Regions from separate parts of the Mus musculus genome. Here all the other regions are linked to region 1. Evidence: chromatin loops called from intact Hi-C (ENCODE). Cell type or tissue: left cerebral cortex. All regions are shown on one strand. Each heading gives the region's core, and the rest is flanking DNA. Links, peaks and the distances in the headings are about the cores only.

Region 1 (11,048 bases), core at 2,095-10,094:
TGAGGAAAATACCTGATACATAAAATTTGTACTGAGAAACGGGGGTGTTGCTATGATAAATGTGAACATGTGCCTCGAAGTTGGTTTGGGGGGGGGGGAATGTGGGAGTGTTTTCAGCTGCACAAAACAGAAGCCCTAAGATGGAATAGGTGCCATTCTTAGAATGTTCTGGCAAAGAAGCTGCCTTCACTCTGCTCCTGTCCTGAGAACTTGGGTAAGACTGGTTTGTTGTTGTTGTGGTGGTGGTGCTGGTGGTGGTGGTGGTGGTGGTGGTGGTTTAAGCAATGACTGTTTCTTTCATGGAAGGAGCTTGAAGACAGCATAGCGTTGAGACTGTGGGGTGACTTCTGCTCACTGCTCTTATTCTGATTTCCACTGACCAAGAACAAGTCAGCCAAATGTATGAAAAAAAGTGGAGGTTGCCAAAGAAAGGTGAATGAGCAAGCTTTAAATTGCAAACAAGGAGTGTGCCCATGTCAAAGCATCAAGATTGTTAAAGATTAGTGCCACTGGAGATAAAGCCCACTCTCTTTACTGGAGCAATAGGAAAGGCACCCTCAGGACAAGGCCTTGCCTATGAAAGGCTCCAATATGGGAAAAAGTGCATTTATTTGCAAGGAGAAAACCTGAACTGACAATGCATTTGAAGGGGTTCCCTGATCAAAAGCAACTATCGAGAAAACTGCCTTTGCATGTTCAGCACCTAGGCATTTGGAGGCCGCTCCAGCCATAGTTCTGGTCAAGCAGGCTCCATCCCTAGCAGGCAGTAGGAATGGGCAGCATTGTCCATGTATTACCCGTTTTTCAAGTATGAAAGACTGAGGATTCAGGGGATGGTGAGGTGTTACACAGTCTCGGAGAGCCCCTAAGGAAAGAAAATGGGTGGCAGTGTTGAAGTCATTGCAGAGAGGCTGGGAGGCCACTGAGTGGAAGCTGTGAAGAGGAAGTTTAAGTTTCAATAGAAGCCAGGACTGTGGGGTCCCAACAAGGAAAGATAAAGGCATGGAATGAAGCCAGTCTAAGAGACAGCAAAGTTGGATGAATGGTGTTACCCAAGTCTCTTTGAGACCATTACTAGCCCTGAATGGTAGTTATAAAGCGAGCTTTGAGAGCTGGTGTTTTCTCTATTAGTTTCAGTCTTGCTTTGGTCTAAGATTTCCCTGCTATGTCCCCATTCCTCTCTCTCACAATGGAAATGTATACTCTGTGTCACTCTATATTGGAAGCACGTCATTCATTTCTTATCTAATAGGAGCTCAAAGTGCAGACATTGCCTAGGGTCTTAAAAAGACTTTGGACTTTGAACAATGTCAGCCTTGTTAATGATCAGAGGAACTTTTAAATTGGAATGGACATATTCTACATCATGAAATAGCCATGGATGTATAGGAACCAGAAATACAATGTTGTGATTTGAACATGAACTATCTATCCCTCCTACTCTCGTGTATTTGAATATTTGGTCTCCAGTTGGTATTGTTGCTTGGGAAAGTTCTGGAACCTGTGGAAGGTATAGGGGCTTGCTTGAGAAAGTGGGTCAGTGTGGGCAGGACTTGAGTTTTTATAGCTCAGTCCCACTTCTTTACTCTACTCATTAAGTGCAGGCACACTGTGGCTGGTTAGCCTCCTGCGGCTGTGATTTCTCTGCCTATGATCCTGTCTCCTCCATCATGACTGAATGATTCTCCTTTAATTCTGAGCCAGAAAAAAATCTTTCTCCTTTAAATTTCTTCTTTATGAAATGTAATCAAGAAAGGTAATTAATACAATTTATGTGAGAACTACAAATCTTCACTGCATGATCTCAGAGAAAAAGAATCTTTATAAATACAACATTTTATCTCCCAAATTAACCCTGAAGCTCAGTTTCATCCTATTAAAAACAAACATAGACTCTATCATAGAATTCAACAATTATTTAACAATCTTGTATTTATAGAAATATAAAAATCATAGTAGAAGAAAATTATCTTGGCACTCAGAATTCACTGGGGTAAGTCTCAAGAGCCACATGGGCACCAAGATCCATGAATCATAGCGAAGGGATTGTGTTTGAGTAGATATCACAGGTACCTCCCAGATATCTTAAATCATTTTCAGATTCTTTACAATTTCCTGTAATACAGCATTTGTGTTATATAAATGATTCTTCTACAACATTGCTTGGGAAGTAATGAGAAAAAAAAGTCTATACCTGCTCAAAATTGATAGAACTTTTCATTTTCTTTTCTGTTCTTTTTTCTTTTCTTTATTCCTTCCTTTATTTTCCTCCCTTTCTTTTCTTTCCTGCCTTCCTTCCTTTCTTTTTTCATTCTTTCCTTCTTCCTTTCTTTTTTTCTCTCCTTCTTCCTTTAGCTCTTTCTTTTTTTCCCTCCCCCCTGAGACTGTGTCTCAAGTAGCACTGTCTGGCCTTGATTTCATGGTTTAGCTGAGGATAGCCTCCTAAGTGCTGAGATTGCAAGCCTATCCCTCCAAACATGGTTTACATGGTGCTCAGAATCAAACACAGGGTCTCATGCATGGTAGGCAAGAATTCTAACATCTGAGATACAGTGAGATACTCACCCTGCAATATATTTGCATGTGCATGTGTATGTATGCATGAGTGTGCACACATGTGTGGGCTCACAGGAACATGTATGTACATGTATATGTAGTAATATTGATATCAGGTGTCTTCCTTAATCAACTTATATATTGAAAAGGGGAAACGTGTGAAGAAATGAATCTAGAGGTTTTGTAAGAGACAGGAGATGGGTTGGATCATGGATCATCTCAAAGGCTACACTGTAGAACTTCATGTTGACTTCAAGGGAAGTGGACAGCTGCAGGTTATGTATGAATTGATGCTTTGGGATGGGATTTGCATTTGACACAGTACTCTGACAACAGGGAGGAGAGTAACTGAGAGTTCATCTGGGGTATACTGGGTAGGCTACCTACAAGCCTTTATAAAGATCCTTTACTGGTGATAAACAGTATTGTCATGGAGAGGGAGAGTGGTGTAGGAACTACTGAGATGATCAGGAAGAGAAGCTGATCCTGCCCTACTGTGGGGATAGAAATGAAAAGAGAGGCAGGAGGAACAATGGCTAGGTTCTTGGTTGTGCAATTGGATGATTTGTAGATGCATAAAGTACGACAGAAAACCATGATGAAAAAATATGCTTAGAAGAGAAGTCAGAAGTCCACTCTGGGCCTGGTAAGATGGCTTAGTGGCTAAAGACACTTGCTGTCCAACAATCTAAGCCTGACAACCTGAGTTCAATTCCCTTGACTCACTTAAAGGTGGGAGGAGAGAACTGATTGCACATTCTCTGACCTCCACATATTCACCATGACACTCATGCCTAATTAATAATAATAATAATAATAATAATAATTTCAAGAAATTCCGCTTAAGGAGTGTTAGGCTCAGGGTTTTCCAAGGACACACTCACTGCTGGCATTATGGTTTCTGATTGACAAAATGGCAAGAATACAAGATGACAATATGAGAGTCCCAGAGATAAATTAACTCTCTGACTCCAGGTTCATTCTTCACTTTGAACATGAGATGCCTACACTACAAGAGATATGCAGCTGCTCTGAGATGCCGTGGTACCTGTGGGCATCTTTCATCTGACACTGAGTACATTCATATGGAGTCAGGGCCTGAGAACTTGACCACTGGGTTCCAGGTCTATCACAGTAATCCAGGATATCACAGTAATCATGACAATGACATTATAAGTAATCATTATTTTTCACACCTGTTTATCACTGTAAATCTATTCTAATAAACTTGTGTTATCTTTCTAGGCTATCAAAATATCGATAGAGGTATTTTTGATAAATAAGTTTACAAAAAAGAGAAATAAATGGCTTGTTTCTCTTTTATTGCTTTACCAGTTGTGCTATTTGGCAAATAATAATGTTTGGGAGAGAATATAAGAGTGAAGGAATGAGTGTCAAGATGGAGGAGGGTCTGGGTGGTCATCCGAATGTGAGGAAGGGAATGAGGGCAAAGAAAGAGAGCATTTTTAAAACTATTGACAATCTATAGGTAATCTCTCACCTCAAAGTAAAAAGTAGTATGTGTGTGTGTCTGTCTGTCTGTATGTATGTATGTATGTATGTCTGTGTGTACGTCTGTGTGTATGTCTGTCAGTGTGTCCCTGTCTATTTGTGTACGTATCTGTGTGTATGTCTATGTGTAAGTATGTCTGTGTGTCTGTGAGTGTCTGTGTTTATGTGCCTCTGTGTGTGGGGTGTGTGGGCATGGGTGTAGTTGCATGTGTAGGCTTACATACGGAAATCGGATGTTAACCTTGGGTTTTGTTCTCTTTGGCTTTTGAGTCAGGAGTTTCTCACTGACCAGGAAGGAGTTCAACAAGTACGTCAAGATGTCTGGCTACTGAGCCTCCTGAATCTGCCCGTCTCCACCTCCAGGGCCAGGATTGTAAGCACATGCCATCACATCCAGTGTTCCCATTTTTGTATGCACTCTGGGAACTTCATTTGGGTCCTCATATTTGTATGACAATCACTTCAGTGATTGGACTATCTCAACAGCTGGGGGCACTGGGCTTTGTTTTATGGTTTTTACTTCATCATTATTTTATTTTGTATATGTGGGTGTTTGGCCTGCATTAGTATCTGTGCAGCACATGTGTTCAGTGCCCTGGGAGTCCAGATTGAGGCAGGTGTCAGATACCTTAGAAGTGGAGTTGCAGATGGTTCTGAACCACCATATGGGTTCTGAGAGTTAAACCCAGGTCCTCTGTAGAAGCATCTAGTGATCTTAACAGCTGAGCCATCCCTCCAGCCCTAACTGCCATCTTGTAACAAAGTTGTATTGAAGACAGCTTCTGCGATCACCCAGTGCAGTGTCCACTTCATACTAATAGAAGCTTAAATTTACCAAGAGAAATTGAAAAATAAATGAAGCTTTCCCTGTCCCCTGCCATTTCTCCCTCATATCTTCTCTTGCTTGTACCTTCGTATGCAGATGCTCACACAACATTCATTGCAGAGTGATTCCCTGGCTCCCTTGACCTGTGGGATTTGGGCAGAAATACTTTGCCAATTGCTCAGATGCAGCCGGGTCCTGGCTCTGCTAGGATCCATGCTCCATCCATGTGGAGATTTGTGTCTTTCTCAACCTTTCCTGTCAGCAACAGAGCCTCCCAGTGCCCTCCTTAGCTGCATCTCCAAGTAGAGTGTGAAGGAGAAGATCTGACACCTGCTTCCTGCCAGAGTCTGCTGCGTCGTTCTCATCCCCTGCAACCTAAAATTAGATGACATCTCCAGGAAGATGTTCATCCCAAGAAAAGCAGTCTACTTAGCAACACGGGCCCAGCTCTGCAGCAGCTACTCTTGGGAAGAAGGGACTGAGGAAGGTTGCCTTGGGAAATAGACTGACATCCATCCCTAAAGGGGATTTGAGGCCCTTTGCTCCATGCAGTCCCCCACCCCCACCCTATCCACAGCTCCACACAGAGCCTATGAGCTTCTAACTCCAGGTTACACCTCTGTGTTCACATCAGTATGAAATGTTACATACCTGGGGCCAGGTAGTACCTCTCCTCTAATTAGACATAGACATTGATTATAACTCCATCCGAAATATCCCTTCTCTGACCCACATAAACGATACATATAGGTGTGTTTGTGAATATGCACTTTCAGATATAGCTATACATATATATATAGAAATACAGTTGAACAGACTGAAGAAACTAGCGGAGTTAGTCTCATTTGCTTGATATTTTTGGTTTTTTTGGTTTTTGTGGGGTTTTTGTTTTGTTTTGTTTTGTTTTCTGGGGGGTTGTTGTTGTTATTGTTGTTTTCTAATCAAAATGCATTTTTGAAAGCTGCATTCAGTTCCTATTAAGGGATGCTTTCATACCTTTTATAGTGGAACAACTATATTTAACATCACCATTCACTCTAACTAGTAATTGGATTTTATAAGGTATGAGGCTTTTAAAGCTACCCTGAGTCTCACAATCTTCTCTCTGCTGTTAATGAGCCATGTTGACTGAGCGTGAGGCACACACACACTGGCTGAGGCTCCCCAGGCACCTGGGCTCTCCCGTTGCAGCTCTGCTGGTGGCAGCCAAGGCCTGCACAGGGCCTTGGTTAATTTTCATAGCCAAGGGAGGAAGGAAGCGATTCCTTTTTCGAAAAAAAAAAAATACATAAGTGATCTGAGGGAATTTGCACATTGGCTTTTTAAAGAATTCAAATTTGGGTTTTAAATATAATGACTGCAGAGGAGAGAGAGGAAGCCACACGTCCAAAAACACACTATTCTGCTGGAAGCTACTTCAGCTTTTAGAGAAGGGGGCTTTTGCAATATTCATTGAAATTATTCATGACGCCGTCCATCTCATCCTGTTTCTGTGGCTACAAATAAGAATTTATCCAATGTCAAAGGCCTTTCAAAGAAGCTAGAATGACACCCTAATTGTGTTGGGGATAAAAAGGTAAAAGCAAACAACAAAAGCCCCCCGAGAATCCTACTGTGAGCTGTGAGAGCTCGCTCATCCACAGGCTGGCAGGTCACTAACGCCCTCCCAGTTGCCTTTCACAGGGGATCCAAGAGTTAATGCAAAATGCATCAGAATACATCTTCTGGATTCTGGGAAGACAGTGGGAAGAAAGAGCCAGGAACCTGCCTTTCCTCCCTGAGAACAGGCTCACTGGCAGAGCCTGTCTGCTGTGACCACAGAAAACTGGAGTCTGTCAAGACTGCGCATCTTCCAGAGGAAGGCACACCCAGCAAACTGCAGTTAGGCTCCATCCATCTCTGCTCTTGGTCACTCATTTCACACCCTCCAGTGCTGCAGGCCACATGTCTCTGGAACAGCTGCCATGCAGCCTTGAGAAGCAGTGATAAGTGATCGAGAACCTGCCTTCCAAGCCTTGTGCTCTGAGCACTGATGTCTGTTTCACAGCATGGAGGTGAAGATGCTTAGGTGAGTGACCATGTCACACACTTGCAGAAAGATGGACTTAATGTTTCCTTTTTCCTGTCTTTATCTTTCCCCTTTAGATGTCAGACATCCAGACTGAGACTCATAAAAACAAGCCAGATTCAGAAAGATATTGTTCCTCATATGGTGTCTCCCACATATGGAGTCTGGATTTATACACCACACACATACCCACACAGAGAGAGAGAGAGAGAGGGAGAGGGAGAGGGAGAGGGAGAGGGAGAGGGAGAGGGAGAGGGAGAGGGAGAGGGAGAGGGAGAGGGAGAGGGAGAGGGAGAGGGAGAGGGAGAGGGAGAGGGAGAGGGAGAGGGAGAGGGAGAGGGAGAGGGAGAGGGAGAGGGAGAGGGAGAGGAAGGGAGAGGGAGGAAGAGGGAGGGGGGTGGGGGAAGGAAGGACATGAAAGCAGAAAGGAACTGTGAGAGGGGAGGGGAAGGCATAAAAGGAAGACCAAAAAAGAGGCTAACATGAAAGAAGAGAAAAAGGGTCACCTTCATATATAAATACAGATTAAATAAGTGTGTGTGTGTGTGTGTGTGTGTGTGTGTGTGTGTGTGTGTGTGTGTGTGTTTTAATGGAACCCACTATTTTCATACTAACTTAAAATAATTAAAAAGCAAGTACAAGAGAACAGAGGAAGTCACTAAACATCTGAGTACCTGATCAACATGAAGCTCACCAATTAGCACAGAGAGAGTCTTTAATGGTAAAAGTCAAATCAAGTTAAAAACATTCCCGGACTAGGGGAAGGATTTGACTTCTGAAGTTACCAAATTCTTAAGTCAAAACAGTCATTTTTTTCCCAATAATGACAACCAAAAAATCAAAATGCATTTTTAAAAAAACAAACAAAACAACCTTTTCCAAAGAAAGCCTAGTGGTTAAATGACTTACTGACTACAAAACACGTTCAATAAGCGTCTTTAAAATGCACAAAAGCCTAAATGATGCCCTGTAAGATGTCAGGAAAGTAATTCATACAGAGAAAGAAAAAGAAAGCTGGAAATGGAACATCCTAAAACTGAAGTACAGAGTTTGCTGGAGTGATTCAAAGGAAAACTTGAGCGAACACAAGGAAGAATCAGGAGACCTGAGGAAGAGAGCAGTGGGTGAGTCTGAGAGAAAGGTAGAGATGGGGCGAGGCGTAGCGAGGATAGGGTGGAGCTGCAACAGAAGCCTTGTAGATGTCTCAGAAAGAGAAAACAAAGAAGAGTGAACAGAAAGATTGCTTAAAGACACAGTGGCTGGAGACGCCTCAGATGTAATGAGGGACCTGCGTGTAAGAGCTCAACCAACAGGAGAGGGAAGACTTCAGAGAACCTACATTAGGACATACAGTAGTCAGGTTGTCAAGAGACTGAGAAAACCTCAGAGGTAGCAAGAGAGAACCACAGTCATGGTCGTCAGTAGAGGTATAAGCAGGTTCCTCAGCAGCGGTACGTGAGTCCAGAGGTGATGGGTTTGTGTATTAAAAGAATAAAAGACCAAAAAAAAAATACAATCAGTATATCAGTATATAGGGCAAAAGTGAGAAGTTGTACTACTCATAATAAGCAAAGACTATGGTCTTCAGTACCACTAACCCTGCCAGTGTAACCATGTAACTAAAATGATTGCTCAAAGGAGTTCTATGTCACGCCTAAAGAGCAGAGAGCAATTCACTGATAGATTAAGAAAGACTTAAGTAAAGAGGTTTTATAAAGTTAGTATCACAGTAATTTGTAACTGTGGTTTTTTTTCCCCTTTTCAACATGGTTGAAGAGATGAAAACATTAAACAATTATTAATCTAGAGTCCAATGGTAGTGGGCCCTTGATTTGAAATCCCACTTCATGATTCTAGAGAACTTGAGACACCGGTGCATTTTAAGAGTAGTTATTAATTTATGGTTTGGGACACATTATGTTTAAAGATGTCATTTTGCATTCTAGAAATGACATTGTGACATTAATGATTGAGAAGAGCAGTGGTGGAACTGAAGGACACCAGCCACACAAGGGTGGAGATGTGCTTTCTCAATCCAGATGTGCTTGACTTGAAGACTCAAGTGCTGAGCGGTCAATGATCACCAAAAGCCAAGCAGAGACAGTGGCTCTCAAGTAACTTGCCTTGTTTATATCTGTGATGGTTAAAGACATGATGAACACAGATAAGCAAAGTTAAAAACAAGCTCCAGAAAAGAAAATCAAAGACAGGTGGGAATTTGGGAGCAAATCAAAGAAATTCCTGATAGTGAAAAAGATTCCAAGAACGGCTAGGAGGGGGAAACTCAGCCATGCTATATGGGTTTTTATACAACTTCTGGCTAAAAGTGGACAAAAACTGAGATGATTATTATTGAGATTGGTTGCTTCCCCAGGTGTTTCGTGTGTAGAGCCAGGGTAGGAGTGACCAACACACTCCTGGCCCCACCATGGAAAGGAACACACTCTGCCCACCGTTGGCTTAATAAAAGGGTAGCCATGCATTAAACCCTCTATCTGTCCATCTCTGACTAGCTTTGCTGTTGGCCTCTGCTCACCCTGCTGTTCTCCAACCTTGTTTGGCTGGTGTCCTGCAGCCTGTTAATTATATCGTTTTTGTTCTCATGTTTAGATGACTAGTTTATAGTTTTACCACAGGCCTTTTTCCCCTTGCTGCCTATAGTGAGCTAACTCCTGCTCAGAACTATAAAGGAGCATATGGGGTTTTTTTTTTTTGACAGTGCTAAAGATAGAACCCACAGTCTCACATATGCTAGGCAAACTAATTCCTCCTGAGCTACATCTCCTCCCGGCCCAGGGTAGATATATTGTATATTATCAAGTTAAGCTGATATAAATTCAAATTAGAGTGCTCTAATTTTATATGTTAAGTGCAATCCATGATAACCACAAATAGAATAATTATAGAATACAGATAAAAGTAAATTATAAGCAAAACATTTCACTAGTCGAAGTCGAGGGAATACAAAGAACAGAATATTACCGTAAACAAGGTACAAAAAAAGGGTCATGTATCTCACAAATAGTAAAACGGCAAATCCTTCCTTGTCAGCAATCACTTTTAATACAAATGGACTAAAGTTCTTTTTCTGCAACTCAAATGATTTAATTAAGAAAAAGCCCCTCATACTTTTACATACTGCCTGATATTTAAATAAACAAACAATGAACCATTGACATAAGGGGCATCTGAACCTATAGACTGCAGCAGAAAAACACCTATCACCACGTGAAAGCACAATAGAAATTGAACAGCAGCCACGGAAGGAACATACAAATCTCCTGATAAACTTGTATAAATGGATATGCCACACATACACCAAATTTCCATATCTACTGCAAATGTCTTAAAATACAGAGAACCACAACTGGTGCCCTCCCCCATTATGAATGAGTGAATATCATAAATAATATCCTTCCTTCAAAGCTATGATGAATGAGATGAAACAAGATTTTTTTTTCCTTGAAACCGAAGACAACTGTGAAATCTAAAGTATCAAATCATTTACATGAATAGGGATTTTCTCTTGCATGAGTTCTTTCCTACTTCCTGACATCAAGATGATATACAAAGTCATTAAAATATTTACAGGGCTAAAGTTATGGCTGTGCAGTTGAGACAAGTTGAGTCCCAGGGTTAGGTTTTTCAAACTTCCTGTAATTCCTGCTACAAAAAGACCTAAAGGTCTAATCTTCTTGGAAATCAGCATGCAAGTGCACACACAAACATAAAGACACACTGACATCACGTAATTTAAATTAAAGCAAATTGTTAAACAAATGATTTTTTACTCATGAATGTTTTTCTTGTGCAAACATTCCTTCCTCTAACTCAGGCGTTGAGGTCCTAAGATCTTACCTACAGAGTGTTTCTTCATCATCAATTGATTCATGTTCAGAAAGCAAGCATGTAGGCTTGATGCTGGAAAAATCAATCTTCATCAGTTGGTGGTATCATTTGAGAAGATTTAGGAAATGCTGTCCTGCTGGAGGAAATAAGTCACTTGGAGTGGGCTTGAAAGTTTATATCCACACACTGTTTCTAATTCCCACTGGATGTAACTATCATCCTGAGTTAGGTAACTCA
Region 2 (11,048 bases), core at 1,970-9,969, 130 kb before region 1:
AGCATTCTTTCTGAGAGATACAGTCTTCTCCAGGGAATTGGTTATATAACACAAAATGGTCAGCCATAAATCATACACACGAGTAAATTATACAGATTGAGAAGGTTATATTTAAGAATGAAATACATAATATACTTAGGTATATGCAATAACAATTAATGAAAAAAGAGGCCATATCCAGAGACTGCCCCCACCTGGGGATCTATCCCATATACAGTCACCAAACCCAGACACTATTGTGGATGCCAACAAGAGCTTGCTGACTGGAGCCTGATACAGCTGTCTCCTGAGAGGCTTTACCAGTACCTGACAAATACAGAGGTGGATGTTCTCAGGCAACCATTGGACTGAGAACAGGATCCCCAATGGAGGAGCTAGAGAAAGGACCCAAGGAGCTGAAAGGGTTTGCAGCCCTATAGGAGGAACAACAATATGAACCAGTCAGTAACCCCAGAGCTCCCTGGGATTAAACCACCAACCAAAGAGTACATGTGGAGGGACCGACTGCTCCAGCTGCATATGTAGCAGAGGATGGCCTTGTCAGTCATTAATGAGAGGAGAGGCCCTTGGTCCTGTGAAGGCGCTAAGCCCCAGTGTAGGGGAATGCCAGGACCAGGAATGAGGAATGGGTGGGTTGGTGAGCAGGGGGGGAGGGAGAGGGGATGGGGGTTATCGGAGGGGAAACCAGGAAAGGGGATAACATTTGAAATTTAAATAAAGAAAATATCTAATTAAAAAAATAAAAAAGAGGCCATAAATTTGAAAGAGATCAAGGAGGGCATGTGGGAAGTCTTAGAGGGAAAAGGGAGAGTAAATGATAAAATTATAATCTGAAAATAAAAGAAATAATCTTTTTTAAAAGGATGAATAGTAAAGTAAACATGAAGTACAAAATAAGGAAGTCCAATATAACAACAAAACAAAACAAAACAAACACAGTCAAAAAGAAGAGAGGGCTAGCAAGCTGGCTAACTGAATAAAGGGGCTTGCAGACAAACCTGATGACCTGAGTTCAAGCCTCAGAATCCACATAGTAGAAGGAGAGAACTGACTCCTATGAGTTTCTTTGTCCTTTTGATGTGTGTGCCTGTGTTCCTCCTGTCAACATACAATAAATGAATAATTGTGTTTAAGAGAAAAGGGAAGCTTTAAAAAATGCTTGTAAGAAGAAACAGAGGCCTGAAAGTGCCTTTTGCCATTCTAAATACATTTTCTAAACAGAATTAAATAGTATATAAAAGTGTAAAAAGAATTCTTAAAACAAAGAAATACATCATAGTCAGTTTTTCAGTATCTATGACAAATCGGTCCCAAAGCCCCAAGGGGATGCTTAAGCCTCTTATGGGAATTGCTGTATCCTTTTGCATATAACCCACACACATCACCCCTCTCTGCCCTTTAGCTCATATCTAGATTAATGCCAGTGCCTGGCAGGATATAAATTCTATGCACGCAGAGAGATTACATTTATTAGAGAAAAAGAAGAAAAATATATACATACCAAGCAGAGACAAAGTTTTTGAACAAGTACTTTCTGGTCCACAGAGGCAGAGTCCATGGTACACAAGAAGACAGACACATCACAGCCAAGTCTACCGAGAGAAGAACATATTTACCCCACACCACCCAGCCTGTGCTGCTGCAGGCTAAAGCAAATCCAAATGATCAGTGCTGAAACCTCTGAAACAGGAGCTGAACCAGATGTCTACGCTTTTTTAAAGATGTTTGTCTCAAGTGCTTGTTAAAGTAATGGAAAGCAGAAAAGAATTGGAGCAGACCGTTTCATATACACACTCTCATTCAAAAGGGGTATGCATGCTTGCTGAAACAAAAGAAACCAGGCCACAGTCTCAACCACCCACTAGTGATGGCAAAGCCACAAGAAAGAAATGTCAAGTTGGGAGTGTTCATATGTGCCAAACACAGCAAGAGGGTTAAGAATGGCTTGCGACTTTACAATTAGTAATGGCATTTACAAACTTGGTCATCGTTTGCCTTAGCAGGTTCAGTGGATGCAAACAAGCAGGAACTTGTGAAAGGATTGGATAGGGAAGGTGTGAGCCATATTATTACTTGAGTAAAAGGGTCCGAGATACAGCTACTTGTGTGGCACAGTTGAGGTAGTGGAAGGTGATTGCTGTTTCCTTCTTCTTGTTTTCAGGAGACTTATATGCAACCACAGACCACAGAGAAGGCGATGGGGGTGGAGGTGGAGGTGTGGGGGGCAGAAGGAAGATATGAAGGACCAGAAACATGGAAAGGAGGGAAATGGAAGCAGCTGTGATCTACCCTAACAGAAAGCATGGAAGTGACGCTTTCCTCAGAGCTAAGACAGAGGGAAAAGGCTGATGTAGAGGAAGGAGGGAAGCTAAGCATGATTGCCAACCAGAAGACAGAGCTGTCATGCAAGGTATGTTGGCTGGTTTTATGTCAACTTAACATGAGCTAGAGTACTGGAGGAGAGGGAGCCTTGATTGAGAAAATGTCTCTAGAAGATTGGGCTATAAACAGGTCTATAGAGCATTTTTCTTAATCAGTGATTGATGTAGGAAGGCCCACCCCATTGTGTGTGGTGACATTTCTGAGCTGGTAGTCCTAGGTTCTATAAGAAAGCAGGCTGATCAAGCCTTGGGGATCAAGCCAGTAAGCACCATCCCTCCATGATCTCATCTTCAGTTCCTGCCTTGTGTTCCTGCCTTTACTTCCTTTGATGATTGGCTATGATGTGGAAGTGTAAGCCAAAATAAATCTTTTCCTCCCCCAAGTTGTTTATGGTCATGATATTTTACTACACCCATAAAACCTCTAACTAAGAACAATCACCCACCCCACTTCACCCCAGCCTCACTAACAGTACAGACATCAAAGCAGTTCCTGATAATGAGGCCAAATAAGCTGAACAATTCACACCTGTAATGTAGATCTAAGTTTTGGCTAAGGCCAAAGATGATTTAACGTTTTGTAAGGAGAATGGAATTCAAGTACATGTCCTAAAAAATGGCGAGAGTTCCAGGGAGTATAACATGGAGTAGCGGGATCCTTGGTGAACGTAATATGAAGACGCTGACCAAATGGCCTTGGCTTTCGGAAGGGAACTAGGAATGGATCAAATTCTAATCATTACAAAGGCAAACATGATTCAAAAATGTTGGAGAAGCCTGAGACACTGTGATCCCTCAGTAACTACTCAATAGGTATTTCCAGGCTAACACATCTTGCATGGGTGTTTGGAGTAGTTTCTTAGATACTTCTCTCAATAATCAGCTACATCTCCTACCTGTTTCCAACTCCCATAGGCCCAGCCAGAATTCTTTTCCTAAAATATAGATTCTGGATTCATTATTCACTGTTGAGAATGTGTCCTTATCATGCCCAGGGTAAATATAAAAACATCAGTCTGCCACTGAAGCCTCGGGATAATGTGGAGCCACCCTACTTTCTAGTCTAGTCTCTCTTGCATCTCATTCATGCCAATCACTTTAGAGTGACTGCCCTGGGGTTGGGGAGAGACTTGGAAAATGCAAAAGCAGCTTCCATGGATTGGTATCCTGTGTCCATCACATTCCCTCGCTGTGTGACCTTACTACTGTCACATTACTAATATAAGCCCATTCCATACACTGAAGATGACATCTCTCTCAGGATGTTGTTACAGGATTAAGTGAGCTAATGTGACAAAACACATAGTGAGTATTACTGATTCCATGGCACGTGCTCTCGTGCCTGAGGGAGTGTCCCCTTGCTCTCTGCTGAACATCTTCCCACTCTGCCCATCTCACACCAAGATTACCACCTCTTTGAAGTTCTCCATTCTCTTATTTTCATATGAGCCAAGGTAAAATTAATCACTGCCTTTGTGCTCCTGGGAGATTCATTTGGTCCCAATTAGAGCAATATTAGCATTGTGTTTGAAGTAATTCTTTACCACAGCTTTCCAAGCACAAAGCAGTAGTAGGCTTGTCCTTTTGCTAAGGGCCACGGGCTAATTCAAGCTTTGCAGCCTTTGATGTACAAATAATGAAAAGAGAGGGTGCGTTCTTAATCAGAAATAAAGAAACATCACTTGCTACATCTTCAAGGAAAAAAAAAACCATGCTTTTTCACTGATAATAAAAAGCCCAATTACTGTCTTCTTTAAACCATCTACATCTCAAGGGTTTAGACAGTGCTTGTGACAGGTCATTTTTCAATAAAGATCTTCTAATCAGGTGGGATGGAACAAAGTCATCTTCCTGGGGATAAAGCTGTCCCCATCCACCACCCAAGTTTCATTACCGCAAAGTACATCTATTTTGAAAGAAAATTCTAAAGTGAACTTCTCATAATATGAACAGCTAAGATGCATTTTAATGAGCAGCAGAAAGCTTATAATATCTCACGGTACTAGCCGGCAATATGTCCCTTTTCTTGCCAGTAATATTTTCAATGAGGAAAGCATCTACAAGTATTTCTAGCTCCCTTCATGTTATTAAAAGTACCCTTGTAACCTAGCAACCACCAAGATACAGATATTAAAACAGACACTTCATGATATATTCCAGTACTTTGCCATCCATAGCATAAACGTCTACATTCTAATAATTACTCGCTCCTTATTTATGGGAATAATTCAATGCCATTTCCCCCCACTGTCTTTTGCAAACCCCCTTCCCCTTCCCTTAATATTTTGACCTATCTGCTCAGAGGTAAAGTAAGGGGAAGATGAAGTCAGCTCAAAAACAAGCAAGAGTGGAAGGGTGTGTCCTAGCGGGTCAGGAGAAAGTGGTTAGGAAGCTCAGCCCACCCAGTCTGACCATAGCCCCTGGGCCTTGTCCTTTAGACATGATCAGACTGTTCTCTTTGCAGTGGACAGGCACCTCATTGGTTGAAAGCTTTACATCATGTTGCAGTCACTGAGGCCACTGTGATGAATGCCTTCTGTCTTCTTGCAGTCTCATAATCTCTCCATTGAGGCATCAGAAGCTGGCTAAAGCTGTCACGTGACCAACTGTAGACCAATGCAACAAATCTGTGCGCTTTTATGTGCACAGGGTGGAAGGGCTGGTGCCCTGGCTTGAGGTAGGCAGAAGAGAGTGATGGGAGTGGAGTTAAGGTAAGCTGAAGGGAAGAAGAATATCACCTCCTAGGGGCTGCGGTCATTAGAGACACTGATGGAAACAAATCCTTCCAGGACAGGATGGTGTCTCCATGGGCACAGTGCTTGCCGTGAAAGCATGAAGGCTTGGGTTTGGATCCGCAGCTCCCGTGTGGATCACGAAGCTGAGTGTGGTGGTAACAGCATGTATTGACAAGCCCAGCACTCAGCAGATGAAGAAAGAAGGGTCCCTGGAGCTTACTGGCCACCAACTCAATGAACTCCAGGTTCAGTGAGAAACTCTGTCCTCCAAAATAAGGTAGAAAGAGAGACTGGGGAAGAGACCCAATGTTGATCACTGACCTCTGCATTTTCTCACATGTGCATACCTGCATACACTACTACTGCACACATATGAAAGAATCTCATTTTAGTTTAGTTTACTTTAATTAAACTCTTTCCACCACACGTGTCCAGGGTACTGGGGAATAAAACACAAGTTTAATAGCTAGAAGAAACTCTAAACTTGAAAATCAGGGGCCCAGGAGATGTCTTAGAGTATAAAGGTGCTTGCCACCAAACCTCATGACCTGAGTTTGATCCCTGTGTCCCACATGGTGCAAGGAGAGGAGTAAGTTAAGACTCTCAAAATTCATTCTCTGACTTCCACAAGTGTTTCACAGCACTAGCACATCAACACACACACATGCACACGCACATGCACAGACACACAAATGCAGGTACACACTCACATATCGCACACATACACACACATAAATAAAGTTTTTTAAAAAGAAGAAGATCACAGTTGTGATGAGATTAACAAAAGAAGGAACGTGAAGAATAGAGAAAAAGGAAGTGCTTAACTCTAAGCCTCAGGCAGGATGACTTCTAAGGGGAGGCGGTGTGTTATGGTGATAATGAATAAAGATGATTGATGTTATCAGCAAATACACTGTCTTCTGGTTCCTGTTTTCTGTGCAGCTAATGAAGATAAACTTAAAGAAGTATACAGAGCCTAAAAGGAGCTGTGAGTGTGACGCTGCTACTAAAGCTAACAGGCAGTGTTGCTTCCAGCACCTCTGCAGTAAGAGTCTAACTCCTGCTTCACTCCAGAAGCCACAGGTTAAAAAGCAAACAATAACAAATTATAAAGTTTCAGGAGATGGAAGACCTCGGAGGTCCCCATGCAGGCAGTGTCTCAGAAGTGACTCAGAGGCTTGGAGGGCAGGGGATGGAGGTGAAGAACGATCATTCCTGAATATGCATATGACCCCTTTCCAAAAACCATCACATCTACTGGATTACAATATCAGTGGCACATCTTGGCCACTGGGTGCCTTTGTGACTTCCAAATGAAGTCATAAGGAGACTCTCCCCAATCCACTCCTGCAGGCACTTCAGTCCCTAGTGGTGAACTGGGCACAGAATTCACTTAAGGTTTCCATGTTTGTGTTGCTTCCATGTTTGTGTTTCTTCCTCCTAAGCAGATTCCCTTGCCTGTTCTCTTTCTTAGCTCTCTCTCTCTCTCTCTCTCTCTCTCTCTCTCTCTCTCTCTCTCTCTCTCTGTGTGTGTGTGTGTGTGTGTGTCTGTGTCTCTCTCCATGTCTCTCTCTGTCTCTCTGTCTCTCTCTCTCTCTCTGTGTGTCTCTGTGTCTCTCTCTCTGTCTGTCTCTCTCCGTCTCTCTCTGTTTCTCTCTGTCTCTCTCTGTCTCTGTCTCTCTGTCTCTGTCTGTCTGTCTGTCTCTCTCTCTCTTTCTCTCTCTCTCTCTCCTGTTCCACATCCTTGAGCTGGAGGAGAAGATGGACCAAGAGTAGTGGTGAACAGCCCAGCTGAGACTTAAGAGGAGGCAGTCACAGTATGGGGCATGACTTTCCCATAAGCCTTTCCACCCTGTGACTGGCAAGCAACTGGGAATGCTGGCTGTTTCTGAAAAGACTTCACCTATTAGACTATCTGCCCTGTGTGCAGGACCAAATGCATTGCGCTGACAGCACTGGCTCATACCCTAGAGAGTAGGTGGATCTAAACACTCAGGAAATACAGGAAGTGGCAGGAGCCAAAGTGAACGTTCACCAGGCTAAAGATGGGAAGATATTTCATAATGGAAGAAACATAAGACATTGTAAACTCGTGGGGTGGTATAAAGGAAGACCTCAAACTGTTGAGGCATAGTAGAAAACACAGAGAAAACCAAGAAAGAGATAGAACCAAGGGCCTTGAGCTTGACTGTAACGATATCACAGTGGATAGATGTTGGCACTAGGTTTGGACAGATGTGGAGCGAATATTGCAAAGGCCTGGTGGTGTTCAAAGTTGCTTCTCATATAGCTGTGGTGCATATACTTAGCTGAAAGAGGCAAGGCAAGATATTAGTATGCACCTGAGAAGCTAGGAATCCTTCTCCACGATGCCAGCCCATCACCTCCGTTTAGCGTCTCCCAACAATGTTTTATAGAAGTGACACAGACAATATGTGTAAATGTGAGTCTCGCTGCCTCATGTTCTTACTGCTGTGGCTGTCACCAGCTGCTGTGCGGATAGCTCAAGGGAGTGAGTTCTGGAAGAATTTTTGAGAATAAACGGTTGCTGAGAGTTGTCTCTTCAAGTTTAGTAGTTCCCTGTGGGTTTGACATAATCTGTATGGAGACTTGAAATGGGAGACCCATTGAGGATGACATTGAAAAGTTAGGGTGTATTGACAACCACCACGGGGAAAACACCATGGTGAGGGAGATGAAAGGATTCTTGAAATGTGTGCATAGCCTTTCCTCAGCTGGAATTCTCTTAAGTGGAGGCTCTCAGATGTGTTGATTCTCTACTACAATAAAGCAGCGATGACCAGACCCATCCCCAGAGTTTGGGATCGGCAAGTATGAAAGTCTGTCCTGAAATTTTGCATTTCTAATGAATTACCTAATGGTGCTGGTGTAGCTTCTCAGAAAACACAGACTGGTTCCAAATATCTTTTCAAGCATACTTTTCTAGATAGCAGAACTCTGATTAATTTTAAAAAATGCTTACTTGGAATTTATCTGAGGCAAAGAAAGGATTAGGATACAAGCATAATGGGAGATGATCCCAGAAAGCCATGGAAGGGAAATAAAAAGGAGTAGTGAGGAGAAGCAACTGGGAAAAAGTAAGAAAGGAGGATCCTAAGTCCAGTTACCACTGTGAGTACCTAAAACTTCATAGATGACTCTATGAGTCATCTCATAGAGGCAACAGAAAGAAACCAAGTACCTCCATGTGAATCTCTCTGGGAGTAGTCATGAGGGAGTATTACACACTAAGTTCTACTAACCATTAATTGAGAGCTACTCTGGGTATGTTGTCTGATTAGCACGTCCATCTGAACATAGTGACTGGCAGAGAGCTCCAGACCTTCGTGGTCTATTGAGAAATTAACACACACACACACACACACACATACACACACACACACACACACACACACACACACTCACACCAGAGCCAACATACAGCATCAAGCATAGCACCAAGGAGGTGGTTGTTTGCAAGTACAAGAACTTTTTTGTTGGCTTGTCTTGAAAACCTGGACACTCTTTCAAGCAAACAGTAGTTGGCTTCTATGTCCATAAGTCATTGTGTTTAGGTTAAATAGCTAGAACACTCTGTTCTCAGATCATAGATGCAAACTTAAGGGTTAAAGAAATACAAAAAGGGTTATTTGAGTGATAAAGACACCCACCATCATCCTTCTCTCAATGTTTCTAGACAATGTAAGTTCCTGCCTACACCCTTTACCAAGCACCGCTCTGAATGTGTTGGCTGAGCTCCAGTCTTCTCTCCCACAACATTAGCCTCAGGACCCTAACATGAAGATCCAGCCATTCTCCCATTTCATATCTCCTGATAAAAGCCAGATTACTGTGATCTCATTCATCTTTTCCTTTCTAATTGCACCCCTCCTCTACGCCTATAGGAAGTTGAAGCAAGTTGACGATGCAGGTTCAGCTGTTGTCTAGGAATCTTTGCACGTTCCGTCCTCCAGGCCTAGAACTCCTGTGTTCACCATGAGCACAGTCAGACAGCTACCAACTAGGAATCTGGAAGATCAGCCAGCTTGACTGATATTGCTCTATTTTAAGGCAACGATTTTTATAAACACCTAACCGCTTAATTGTTTGACTTTTCTCAAGTCTGTTGGCAAGGGGCTTTAAAAAAAAATCCTTCTTTATTGAGAGTGCCACCTAGTGACTCTGCTATATAAAAATCCTCCCAGATGACTGGCATCCTCTGCCATGTCACATGAGTGCGTCCAGTTGGTACTGATCAACTACCTGGCAGCAGCCATGTTGGTAGCTGCATGCCTCCTACAGGCAGCTCAGCTTCCCTTGTCTGCTTCTATTTTTATTAGCAAAGGAGGAAAAATAGCATCACTGGTGTTTTATAATTGGAAACATGACCTATATATTCTTGGCTGCCCCAACCTTTCCTAGAAGGGGGCGAAAAAGTGAAATCTAATTTCAGAAACAACAGCTTTCTGATCTGTGTACTTAGCACTAATACCTCCAGGTTAATTAAGGACAAAAGAAATGTGGTTGATGGGGAAACAATGTGGATCAGAGACAGGAAAGTTGGATTCTAGAAGGGCAAGGCTTCCAAGAGGAGACTGAAGAATAGGCAGCGTGCCTGCCACAGTCACGGGAGTTTTAAATAGCTGGCTCTACTTAAGTCGCAGGGTTAACCTTCTGAACCCAGCACAGGGAGGAGGCAGTTCTGTGAGGCCTGGAAAGCCAGCTCAACAGTTTTAATCCAACTCTTGATGGATGAAGATCCCAGCACCTGCTCGGGTGACCTTAAGCAGAGAACTTAATGACAAAGCAGGAAGAATACAGCCTTCTGCTTCTGAAAGGCTCTGGGCTAGGGGAGGAGCTCAAGTACAGCCAACAGATATGGGAGCCTTCCTTCTTCCTAGACGCCACTGTAACTGTCCTGTCCCTCTCTGTCTTCCCCTGTGGAACTCTAATGTGGTGGTGCAGCCCCCAGAGGACTCCTGAGCTGTTGAAAATGTGATCTGGTAAAAGTGGGTTGTGTTCCACCCTGGTTGCAGGGTCCTCGGCATGATGAGCTTCTAAAGGCAGGAATTCTCTAAGCTGAGCCTTTCCTCTGAGTCCCCCCAGGTACCTGTTGGGATTCAGCCTGCCTCCTGGTACTACCCAGTTAGATCAGAACCGGTTCACTACTATAGAAGATAAGCTATGCAGAGTCCCAGCCAGTCCCAGTTGAAGAGAGGTATTGAGGGAAATATGGCTAGACTTGCCACCAGGGGCAGCTGGCTAGCAAGCCACTCATAGGCCCCTGACTGCTGGTCTCTCTTGGTGGCAGATCTTTCCTACCACTTCTTTCTGTGGGATTCTTACAGATTCTCCATCCAACCCTACCTAACCGCCTCAGCAGTCTTAAAAATGACACACACCGAGTTTGCGATTGCTTCAGGGACGAGAACACAGTGACTCCCTGGATTTGCTGCTACAATTCTTTACTCTCTGTTCTTGTCGCAGAACCTATTAGTGGCTTTCTTTAGCCCTAAGGCAAAAATAAACCTGCCATGAAAGTAGATCATTGACCTTAATTGTAAGGTGACTGACTAGGAAGAAGGACAAAGGTGGCAGCTGCTAACGGCCATCGTCTCTACTGTCATCCTTCCCATGCCTCTGATCTGCTCACAGCACATTTTACATGCATGTTGCCTTCCTGACTTCTAGGGATTCTGGTGGGACTGCAAATCAACTGTCCTGCTCTGTGCCCACACAACTAACCAAGCTTGGACTTCTGCATAGCCTATCCCATAGTGAACCAATCCAGAGATGACACAAATAGACAATCAGCTAATCTTTCCTTTACATGTAGAGAATCCTGGGTGTTGTAAGCACGTGCCTAAAGATCATTTCCTCAGCAACATGGTGGGAACTAATGGAAATGAAGGCAAGCTCAGACAGGCAGAGA
Region 3 (11,048 bases), core at 1,121-9,120, 360 kb before region 1:
CCTCAAAGATATGGGCACAGGCGAAAAATTCCTAAACAGAACAGCAATGACCTGTGCTGTAAGATCAAGAATAGACAAATGGGACCTCATAAAATTGCAAAGCTTCTGTAGGGCAAAAGATACTGTCAATAAGACAGAAAAAATGCTACCAAGGGGAGAGAATTTTTACCAATCCTAAATCTGATAGGGGACTAATATCTAATATATACAAAGACCTCAAGAAGCTGAACTCCAGAAATTCAAATAACCCCATTAAAATGGGGTACAGAGCTAAACTAACAATTCTCAACCGAGGAATACCGAATGGCTGAGAAGCACCTGAAGAAATGTTCAACATCCTTAATCATCAGGGAAATGCAAATCAAAACAACCTTAAGATTCCACCTCACACCAGTCAGAATGGCTAGGATCAAAAATTCAGGTGACAGCAGATGATGGTAAGAATGTGGAGAAAGAAGAACACTCTTCCATTGCTAGTGGGATTGCAAGCTTGTACAACCACTCTGGAAATAAGTCTGGCAGTTCCTCAGAAAACTGGACATAGTACTACTGGTAGATCCAGCAATACCTCTCCTGGGCATATACCCAGATGTTCCAACTGGTAAGAAGGACACATGCTCCATTATGTTCATAACAGCCCTATTTATAACAGCCAGAAGCTAGAAAGAACCCAGATGTCCCTCAACAGAGGAATGGATACAGAAAATGTGGTACATTTACACAATGGAGTACTACTCAGCTATTAAAAACAATGAATTTATGAAATTCTTGGGCAAATGGATGTATCTGGAGGATATCATCCTGAGTGTGGTAACCCAATCACAAAAGAAGTCACTTGATATGCACTCACTGATAAGTGGATATTAGCCCAGAAACCTAGAATACCCAAGATACAACTTCCAAAACACAAGAAAATCAAGAAGGAAGACCAACGCATGGATACTTCATTCCTCCCAAAAATAGGGAATAAAATATCCATGAAAGGAGTTGCAGAGACAAAGTTTAGAGCTAAGACGAAAGGATCCAGAGACTGCTCCACCCAGGGGTCTATCCCATAAACAGCCACCAAATGCAGACACTATTGCCTATGCCAGCAAGATTTTGCTGAAAGGACCCTGATATAGCTGTCTCCTGTGAGGCTATGCCAGTGCCTGGCAAATACAGAAGGGGATGCTCACAATCATCTATAGGATGGAACACAGGGACCCCATTGTAGGAGCTAGAGAAAGTACCCAAGAGCTAAAGGGTGCTGCAATCCTATAGGTGGAACAACAATTTGAACTAATCAGTACCCCCAGAACTCGTGTCTCTAGCTGCATATGTAGCAGAAGATGGCCTAGTCGGCCATCATTGGGAAGAGAGGACCCTTGGTCTAGCCAACTTTATATACCCTAGTACAGGGGAAAGCCAGGGCCAAGAAGTGGGAGTGAGTGGGTAGGGGAGAGGGCCGGGGGGGCCTATAGGGGACTTTGAGGATAGCATTTGAAATGTAAATGAAGAAAATATCCAATAAAAAAAGAAAAGAAAAGTAAAAAGTAAAAAAAAAAAAGCTTTCTTTCTTTGGAAAGTGTCAAGTAGACTAAAATAAAGGCACTGATATTAAGACTACATTGTGGATTTTATTTAATATTCTCGTTATGTGCTTCTTTGTCATATTTTTTTAAATCTTATTTAACTGGCCAGTGCCAACTCTAAGTGACCTCCAAGCCACATTAATGGCACATCTTTATCACTAAGTTTGGTCTCACTGAGATTAAGGCCAGGGCAGATCATCTTTCATAGGACCATCAGCATTGATGTGTATCCTGCATGTTCTGTGAAAATGGAGGCTCACATCCCGTTTACTGTGTGCTGTGCACGTCTGACACAATCTGTCTCCATACAAAGATTGTGTCATTGTTCTATCCTGGACCCCATTCCAATGCACTTCCTGCATTGGCCTCCAGCCAATCCACAGTATCTCCAAGGAAACCTGGGGCTGGTTGCCATGGACACTCCTTTGCTGATAAGTCGCAGAGCACCTCTCCACTTCTCAACGTGCCTGGGAAGCAAGTCCTTTGGGCAGACAGACAATTGTATTCATTGACATTTCCAAGCCCCACCAGCTCACATCCTCTCCACGTGTATGGAATAGACATACAAAGGAGCCTTTCAAATATTTGTACCTGTCCAAACTAGCACGGAGTGAAGCTATCCTAGCCTTTGTAATTTGGTTTCAAGCCATGGGGGATAAATACGCTTCAGCAAATATCAAGCCTGAAGTGGAGCGATTGGACTGGAGCGATCAGAGCAGCAGGAGGGGTGAGTGCAGGGGAAATTGGCCTGAAATATTATTCTTGGTTCTGCAGGATTCAAGGTCATGCCCTTCTGCATCTGGGAGTCTCCAGAGAGGTCATGATGCCCTGCACCAGCTGTTCCTGGATGTGCAAACAGTGGCCATTTTTTTAAACATGAATATTTTGTTTATGATTTAATATTAACTGGAAACCATATATCAACTTACCATTGAGCCATGGGAAGTTTTTCTATTATCTTTAGTATTGTAGCAGTTTCTGAAGAAGAAAAAGAACATTTTTTTTTTCTTGGACTCTTAGTAGCCAAAAAAGCAGATCAGATCCAGAATCTTCTAACAGGATCTGCCTTTAGCTGTTACAATTTAAATCTGATAGGCTAAAGTTTTCAGTTCTGTTCCTAAGCTGTAGAGCCTTTAGGAGACAGCCCAGCTGGTGGAAGAGGGGTAGTTACTAGGGGTCCACCTTTGAGGAGGACACCAGTTCCTGCTGCTAGCTTTTGTACTTTCCCTTGATGGGTGTGGTGGTTTGGATGAGAAGTATCCCTTCCGGGCCCAGGGCTTTGCACACTTGGTCCGTAGTTAGTAACTCTGTTCCAGGAGGTTATGGGGAGGTGCAGCCTTGCAGGAGGAAGCTCATCGCTTTGAGAGGACACGAGCTCCACCCATTTCTAGCTCTCTCTCTCTCTCTCTTTCTCTCTCCCTCTCTCTCTCTCCTTGCTGTTTTAGGTTGATGTTGTGATCTCTCAGCTTCCTCCTCCAGTCACATACAGCCACTGTTTCTCCACAATATGGATTCTTCCTTTGAAACCATAAGTTCCAATAAACTATTTCTTCCTTAAATTGCCTTTGGTCACGGTACTGTATCACAGCAACAAAAATGTAACAGAGACAGATGGTACCAAGCAAATGAGCCACAACCTCGCCTCCCAACTCTGCACACAGAACTCACTAATCTCTACCCTCATTGTCGTGAGGGACTAACAGCTGCCCCACCAGACCATGAACTAAAGTCAGCGTTTCCTCCTTTGAGCTGTGTCTGTCAGGAGCCTTGGACACAGCAGTGGAAAAGCTGCCAATACACCACCAAGAAATGTTTTGCCACAAGCCTTATGATTACATTTTACATAAAAACTGGAGCATGGCTTCTTGTGGTTGAGTTTGGTTACATGGACAACCTTCTTTTGGGATGTCTCTCCTCATTGCCCCCAAATTAACTATATAGGGAAGGAACTCCAGATAGGAAGCTGATTTGCAGCCAACACAAAAATATGAAGAATAATGTTTTTGAATGTTTAACATAAACCGTGTGAACAGACAGGGAGCTATGGAAACATCCACTCCAGATTGTTAGCATGAGTCAGCATGTGGAGGAGGTCGGGTAAAATTAGTGTGTATGGAGGAAAGTTATTCGCTCTCCTCCTTGTGTATGTCTGTATTGTTGTTCTTTTAAAAATGAAAATAGTTTTGAAGTGAAATTGGCAAGTTGTTATTTTTAGGAAATTAACTGGCAGTTTTTTTAAAATCTTCCCTATGAGATTATAGGCTATTAATATGAGAAAATGATAATATAATCTAGGAGGAAGATACATATTTTCAACTTGCTTAGAAGTTGGGAGTGATGCCTGATTTCTATAAGAGAAAGTGACTTTCTCCAACACAGTGGGAATGACCCCTGCCCCAGCTCCTGAAATCAAGGAAGGCTGACTCCTGCATGCAATGGGATAAAGGGGTTCAACTAGGAATATCCATCGACCACACTTCTTTCTACGCAAGCAGGCTCTTGTCAGAGGCAGTGGCAAAGATGTCCTGGCATAGCCGAGCTCCCAGGCTGGCACATATAGTAGGCAAATGTCACCATAACCAGTCTACCCTGCAGTAAGAGCTTGCAGAGAACGGCAACATGAGAGGAACAACCAACCCAGACAGAGCCTGGATATGGTAGGGCTGACCTGAGAGCAGCAGGAACCTGCCTTGCTGGCATCAGGCCTGGACTGTGGGTAGACAGAAGAATCATGGGTGAGTCTGAGCTGATTTCCCACAGGAGGTCTGGTGAACCCTTATTCTTTGTGATACCATTCTCCTATCCAGTAATGCCACTCTTTCATCTGCAGAACGGGGAAGCAAGCCTTCCATCCTGGCTCTCAGCCTGAACAGTTCAGACACATATTTTCTATTCCTCCTACTGCTGACTTCTAATTTCTCTTCTTTTGCTTAATTTTCGAAGAACAGGTTTGTTTTCTGTTTTCAGATGATTTAATATTGAGTTCTGCAACTTACCTCCCTTCTACTTTTCTTGGATTTATTTTGAAATTATTTTCTCAATATTCTGAGGTGAATGCTTAGATCAAATATTTGTATTCCTTCTTGTTTAATAGCACAGGTAGTAGAGGTCTTATGAATTTTATGTTGAATAAAACTTTGAGTACATCTAATAAGTTTTTGATGCAAAATTGCTTTTATCCTTGTTGCCAGCATAGTGTGTGATTGCTTTCCTTTTTCTCTCTGGTCTAGAAACAAGTGGTTTCAAGTGGTTTTCATTTAAAAGCCCAAAGGACTTCAATTTAACCTATTTTTTAATTCTTAATGTTTATGAATGTATTCCTTGTCAGTTCCTATTTTTTAAATGTGTTGAGATTTTCTTCATAATATATTGCAACCTCAAATACTTTATTTGAAAAGAATAACATTCTCCATAGAGAAAGTTCAGTAAAATATTTGTTATTTATTCATTTTATGTGTATGGTTGTTTTGTTTATGTGTGTACCTGTGTACTATGTGTGTTCCTGTTGACCATGTCCAGAAGAGGACATAAGATCCCCTGTATATATGTAGGTGATGGGAATAGAACCTGGATCCTGGAAAAGTAGTTATTGGTCTTACATCTGAATCATATCTCCAGCCTCTGGTTATCTGTTTTTTACCTTAGTGCCAAGGGTCTGAGTTAATAACACTCCTAGTTTCATAAGACAATGTTATTAGTACAAGACAGGTTTTCCTCTTTAAGCTAATCTGCATTAATCTACTTTATTTCCAACATATTAATTCTTCTCTTTGTTGCAAATTATATATTCTTGTAAAATAAGTCTCTGCATTGTATGTGTGTTCATTACATTTCCATCTTATTAAGTTATTGGTTTAATTACATTTCTTACCTTTTCTGACTCAACAGTCCTTTAAGATCTGTCTGCTTTTGTTTGCCTGTTTTGAGACAAGATCTGTCTTGCTTCCAACTCACTCTGTAGCTTAAGACAACCTTGATATTCTGATTCTCCTGTAGGTATATCTGAGTCACTGGGACTACTGTTATGTGCCACCACATCTGGTCTTAGATCTATCTGTATATGTCTTTTCTTTATTAGTGCACCACACAATTTACTGTGTATCTATCATGTGGCATGTGCATTAGACCCAGAGTGTGCCAACTCTGCACTTCCACAAACAACTGTGGGAAACTACCACAGTCAAGTCCCTTTCTGCACCCTCACTAAAACTTCTCTGGGTCAGAATTCTAAAGCTACATGGGCAATTCCTGTAGTTCATGTCTGTTCTAGACAAGGCAGACATTTAACCTCAACTTTGGGTTCCACAAAATATCAACTGTGACAACCAAAAAATAACTTCAAATACAGTGAAGTGTCCTATGGGAGTAAAATTTACAAAACTGAGAGATACCCTCCTTAAGAGCTCCTTCCTAAAAGCTAGTGTGCATCTGAAATTCTAATATGTGGGACCATGTCCCTGACACCCTCGGGGAGGAACTGTTGCTTTTATTGGCTTTGATTAAAAAAAAAAAAAAGATATCACTTAACTTTCTTACAACTTTGCTTTTATACAACTGACTTACTGGGTGGAGAGTGAAACCTTATACCAGGGCCTGGAGAAATTATGGGTGAGGGGAAACAGAGACAAGGTACAGTTGGATAAGGAAACATCTCTAATGTTCTGTATAAAGTAAGATAACTAGCTGACAGCAGGTTATTGTGTGCTGTGAAATAGATGGTAAAGAGAGCTTGGGGTGTTTCCAACAGAAAGAAGTGGTAATGTTTGAGGTGCTAGCAGTAGTGAAATGTCACGTTGTGCTCCTAAATGTTAACTATTATGTCCACTAAAAATAAATTCCAATAGAGTATTAAGATTAAGTAAAATTACCAGTAGCATTAAACATCTCTTAAAGTCTCCTTCTATAATTGTTCTTCTGTCCCTTCCCATTGTCTTACTGTGGATTCTGCATTTTCCCTCCAGGAGTAAATATGTTTTCCCAGTCTCTGTGAGTCGCTTGGTCACTTTACCTGTGGTATTCCTTACTAAGTAGAAACACTCAGTTTTATATGTGATAGCTGACATTTGACTTAGAAATTTTATGCTTCAGAAAGTTTAAAAGGATCTTGTAAAGGTAAAAATAAATTATTTTTTAATTGATCTATTTAGAGGTGAAACTTCCTTAAATCAAATAAGAGGAGCCCTGAATAATCATGGAGCTTTATAGGATACTGGGGATATTTGCTCTGGGATGAGTCTGAGAGGGGAAGGGTCCCTGGATCTCTTCCACTGGGTTTCTTTGTACTTCAGCTTTGTTCCACTCCTCTGCCTCCTTCTGTCCTGCTTGAGCCTTTGCCATTCTCCAGGTAACCAAATCCTCTATGTCTCTCTTCTTCTTAGGAGAATAAACAAACTTACATACATTTGTATTTTTGTGACTACCTTTGTCTTGCGATGGATATTTTTCTTAAATTCTTTGTTGCTTCAATTTTAAGCACATTCTCTCATGTTTATTTCTTTAACAAATCCTCACTTATCTTTTTATGTTCTTATATTCTGTTTTGTGGTTTATATATCACTCTCCTAAGCCACAGAACATATTGTTTTCTATTACACAGGAAAGAGTCGGTCCGTGGATGGAAAGCCATAACCCTTTTGAGGTAGTATATGTAACTGAGATGTGTGGCTTCCAAGCTTCTCATTTGTTCCCATGCTAACATCTATCATGCGGGGCTGCGTTGCTTATTACCTTGTTTGATTATGTGGTTTCAAAATATGTTTTTCATATTCTTCTAAATAAGCCCCCTTCCCTTTGTCAGTATTTTAGAAATTGTGCATCCTATTTTTTTAACCTTTCCTAATGACCTAAATGTTCTTCTAAATTGTCTATCTTGCTGACTTGTCTCTTCAGCATTTCTCTTATTCAAATTTAAATTTTCCATATGCCCCTTCCCCCTACTGCCTTTGATAATATGACCAGGAGTTGCAAGCTTCAATCATTGTTAATGAATAACAGTGTAATGGGGTAAGACCTCTATTTATACAGCATTTCCATATGTTTGGCTGCCATTTTGATTCGTGTTTATTTAGGTTGCCTCCATCAGCTACTATTAAAAAGCTACGCACAGTTGTATCTATCCTCGAGGCTGACTCTCAAAGCATATGCTGTCTTTTCATGCTCTCTTTATGTCACTTTAATTTCCTCTTTCGACTCATTTGTTCTTAAATTATCAACCAATATTGTCGGTCTTGTCTCTTGACCTTATCTTCATCCTCATCTTAATTTGTACCCTTAATTTCTGTCCCTCATTGTAGATGTGTATTTATGGTGGTCAGTTTTCTCCAGAGAAACAGACTCAATTGGATACATACATAGACAGAGAGATTTGTTTTAGGAAATTGGCTTTTGCAACTCTGGAAGCTGTCAAGCCTCTTTGGGATGGGTAGGCAGGCCAGAGACAAGAGCAGAATCTAAACTAAAGTTCAAGTTGAGAGGTAAGCTACTAGCACTTAAGTCTCCTTGCTCTCCTTCAGTGTCAGCCTTCATTGCTACTGAAAGGGTTAGGTGAGACTTACTTTGAGGGCAACCTGTAGGGCAACCAGTTAAACAATTCCCATCTGTTCAAATGTAAATTGCATCCATTAACACCCTCACAAAGAAATTTTAAATTCCATTTGGCCAAATAATAGTGGTCCTAGACAATGTTATGATTAACATATCAAATTCAATATCTAAGGGCCACATCCCAGGGACTATTGAGACAAAAATGCACAGATGCTTATTTTGAACTCTTGATTCTTTGAAAACGCTTTTCAGGTGACATCTCCATTAAAGGTGAATGGGAATTGTTTGGGAGTCCCACCCTTTTCTCTATAAAATGCATTAACTATTGCTTTGTTGATTCAATGTCTTGTGAAAAAACCAAATCTCTAATGTATATTTAATCAAAATTCATACACTTTTTGTCTTGAAAGAGGAATTCCCGTGTCTGCGTTAAAAAAATTAATGTGAAGACGAATAAGGACAAATTTTCCCTCTTTTAAAATAAAATGAGTGAGGAAGATAGACTTGATAACTCAGTAACAGAAACATAACTCCAGCAATCAAAGGACATCGACTGAGAACAAACACAACCCATTGAAATATACGAAAGCCAAGACTGATAGGTTATTCCTCTGCCAATGAAATGAGCCAATTCAAACCAGATTAGATGGTATTAAATGCAGGTTTATTGGGAAGCTGCTATCAGGCGAGTTCACAGGCATGTCTTAGTCAGTTTCTATTCTTGGACAAACATCATGACCAAGAAGCAAATTGGGGAGGAAAGGGTTTATTTGGCTTACACTTCCACATTGCTGTTCATCACCAAAGGAAATTAGGACTGGAACTCAAGCAAGTCAGGAAGCTGGAGCTGATGCAGAGGCCATGGAGGGATGTTATTTACTGGCTTGCTTCCCCTGGCTTTCTCAGCTTGCTTTCTTATAGAACACAAGACTACCAGCCCAGAGATGGTACCACCCACAAGGGGCCCACCCCCTTGATCACTAATTAAGAAAGTACCCCACAGCTGGATCTCATGGAGGCACTTCCCCAACTGAAGCTCTTTTCTCTGTGATAACTCCAGCCTGTGTCAAGTTGATACACAAAACCAGCCAGTACAGGCACCAAGGATGAAATCCAGAAAGTCATTATGTGGAAAGAAGTGAGGGAGGGGGAAGAGAAAGAGAGAAGGAGTGAGAGAGAATGGGAGATGGGGGAGAAGAAAAGGGTGAGAGACTAAACTGTCTGGATTATATAGGGAAGAGTCTCTGGGGGAAGGGCAGCTCAGCCCCTCAACTGAAAGTTTAGGACTGAAGGTAAGCTATGCCAGGGATGCCCTATAACAGGTTAGACTGAGAAATATTGGGAGAACCTAGAGGTCAGATCAGCTTTCATATGTAAAATATGCACCTCAGTCCCTTGTCCTACAGTTCAGAACCAAACAAAGATAACCTTTAAAATACTGGGGGTAAAATATAAAATATTTCACATGTGACATTTTGAGAATTTAACTTTGAGAATTTATTTACAAGAGAAATCTGGCTTTGCTTCCAAATTATAAACAGTGGTATTATCCTGGTAAAATGATTTTAAAAGCTTTGTTTGGTGCAGAAAAAGTTACATATAATTGAGAAATGTATGTGTTTGCAAGGACAGCGGCCTAAATTTCACAGCTACCAATTTTTTCTGGAACTAGCTGTCCTGGAACTTACTATGCAGCCTAAGATAGTCTCAAACTCAGAGACCTGCCTTCCTCTCCCTCCTCAGTGCATCCACCATTAATTCTGATTGTGTGAACAACAGTGTTTCAAGAGCAAGGAGTGTACAGTGAGCCCTGCTGTTCTCTGGCTTACATTTATTGTGTATCACTAAAAGATACATGGAATAACTAAACATGGAAAAGAGCCCACATATTTTTATAAAAATGTCCAATGGTTGAGAAAGGAGAGAATGTGTGTGTAGTTGCCATGAATATGTATACAAATTTGGTCCATGATGTTATTTATTGTAGGAAGCAGACATATTTTTTGAAATGTCAATTAAATTAAAAGATGTGTCTGTGAGAAATTTGAAATTGAATAAATACTTAAATGCTTCAAATAAATACTTAAGCAAGAACAGTAGACTGGATGAAAGTTAAAGACTAAGTCGATCAAGCAGGAAACCATTTTAAGAATACTCTCCACTTTCCCTCCTAGGCCCCTCCCTCCCTCCCCACTTGTGGTTGCTTTCTTCTCTCTCCCAAGTGGGACTGAGGTGTCCTCACTTGGACACTTCAGCTTGTTGAGCTTTTTGAGCTCTGTGGACTGTATCTTGTGTATTCTGTATTACTATTTTGGGGGGGGGGCTAATATCCACTTATTAGTGAGTACTTACCATGCATGTCCTTTTGGGTCTGCGTTACCTCACTCAGGATGATATTTTCTAGTTTCATCCATTTGCCTGCAAAACTCAGGTGTCCTCGTTCTAAATAGCTGAGTAGTATTCCATTGTGTACCTGAACCACATTTTCTGTATCCATTCTTCTGTTGTGGGGCATCTAGGTTGTTTCCAGCTATTGGCTATCACAAATAAGGCCACTATGAACATAGTGGAACACTTGCCCTGTGACATGATGGGGCATCTTTTGGATATATTCCCAAGAGAGGTATAGCTGGGTCTTCAGGTAGATCTATTTCTAATTTTCTGAGGAACCTCCAGATTGATTTCCAGAGTGGTTGTACCAGTTTGCAATCCCACCAGCAATGGAGGAGTGTTCTTTCTCCACATCCTCTCCAACATGTGTTGTCAACTGACGTTTTGATCTTAGCCATTCTGATTGGTGTAAGATGGAATCTCGTATTGGGTGAGGGAAAAGGACTGAAGCCCTGAGGGCCAGCAGAAAGAATGAAACAGGCATTGGAGGAAATGGAGGTTTGGGGGACCCCCCCCCACACACACACAGAATGCACCAGA

What was found. A loop is a pair of places that touch in the nucleus more often than their neighbours do. Peaks named below come from ENCODE experiments on the same cell type or tissue, not always from the same donor. Only the 100,000 strongest peaks of a DNase experiment are listed, where the experiment ranks them.
Region 2: a loop joins it to region 1, with 2.5 times the contacts of the local background. A loop is called at or near these places in 3 of 42 quality-filtered maps.
Region 3: it touches region 1 in a loop (4-fold over the local background); 2 of 42 quality-filtered maps call a loop at or near these places.

The regions. Positions count from the first base shown.
Region 1 is chr7:83,010,969-83,022,016 of GRCm38, reverse strand. No RefSeq gene overlaps it. Among named protein-coding and RNA genes, the nearest start is that of Gm36817, 21 kb to the left of the region's middle. In left cerebral cortex, for the core only: a CTCF peak has its summit at 6,113; DNase peaks (open chromatin) are centred at 6,784, 7,046, 8,175, 9,644 and 2 more places; H3K27ac peaks cover 3,401 bases.
Region 2 is chr7:83,139,154-83,150,201 of GRCm38, reverse strand. It overlaps A530021J07Rik (Riken cDNA A530021J07 gene), which reads right to left and starts at 1,732. Exons shown (of 5, transcript NM_177895.3): 1 at 1,502-1,732; 2 at 999-1,098. The coding sequence starts at 1,558. In left cerebral cortex, for the core only: CTCF peaks have their summits at 6,424 and 9,323 (motif pointing left); DNase peaks (open chromatin) are centred at 4,394, 5,082, 9,441 and 9,688; H3K27ac peaks cover 297 bases.
Region 3 is chr7:83,374,169-83,385,216 of GRCm38, reverse strand. It overlaps Gm29976 (a long non-coding RNA gene), which reads left to right and starts at 2,028. Exons shown (of 3, transcript XR_378302.2): 1 at 2,028-2,301. In left cerebral cortex, for the core only: no CTCF peak of the experiment used is centred there; DNase peaks (open chromatin) are centred at 1,976, 3,276, 3,627 and 4,172; H3K27ac peaks cover 1,584 bases.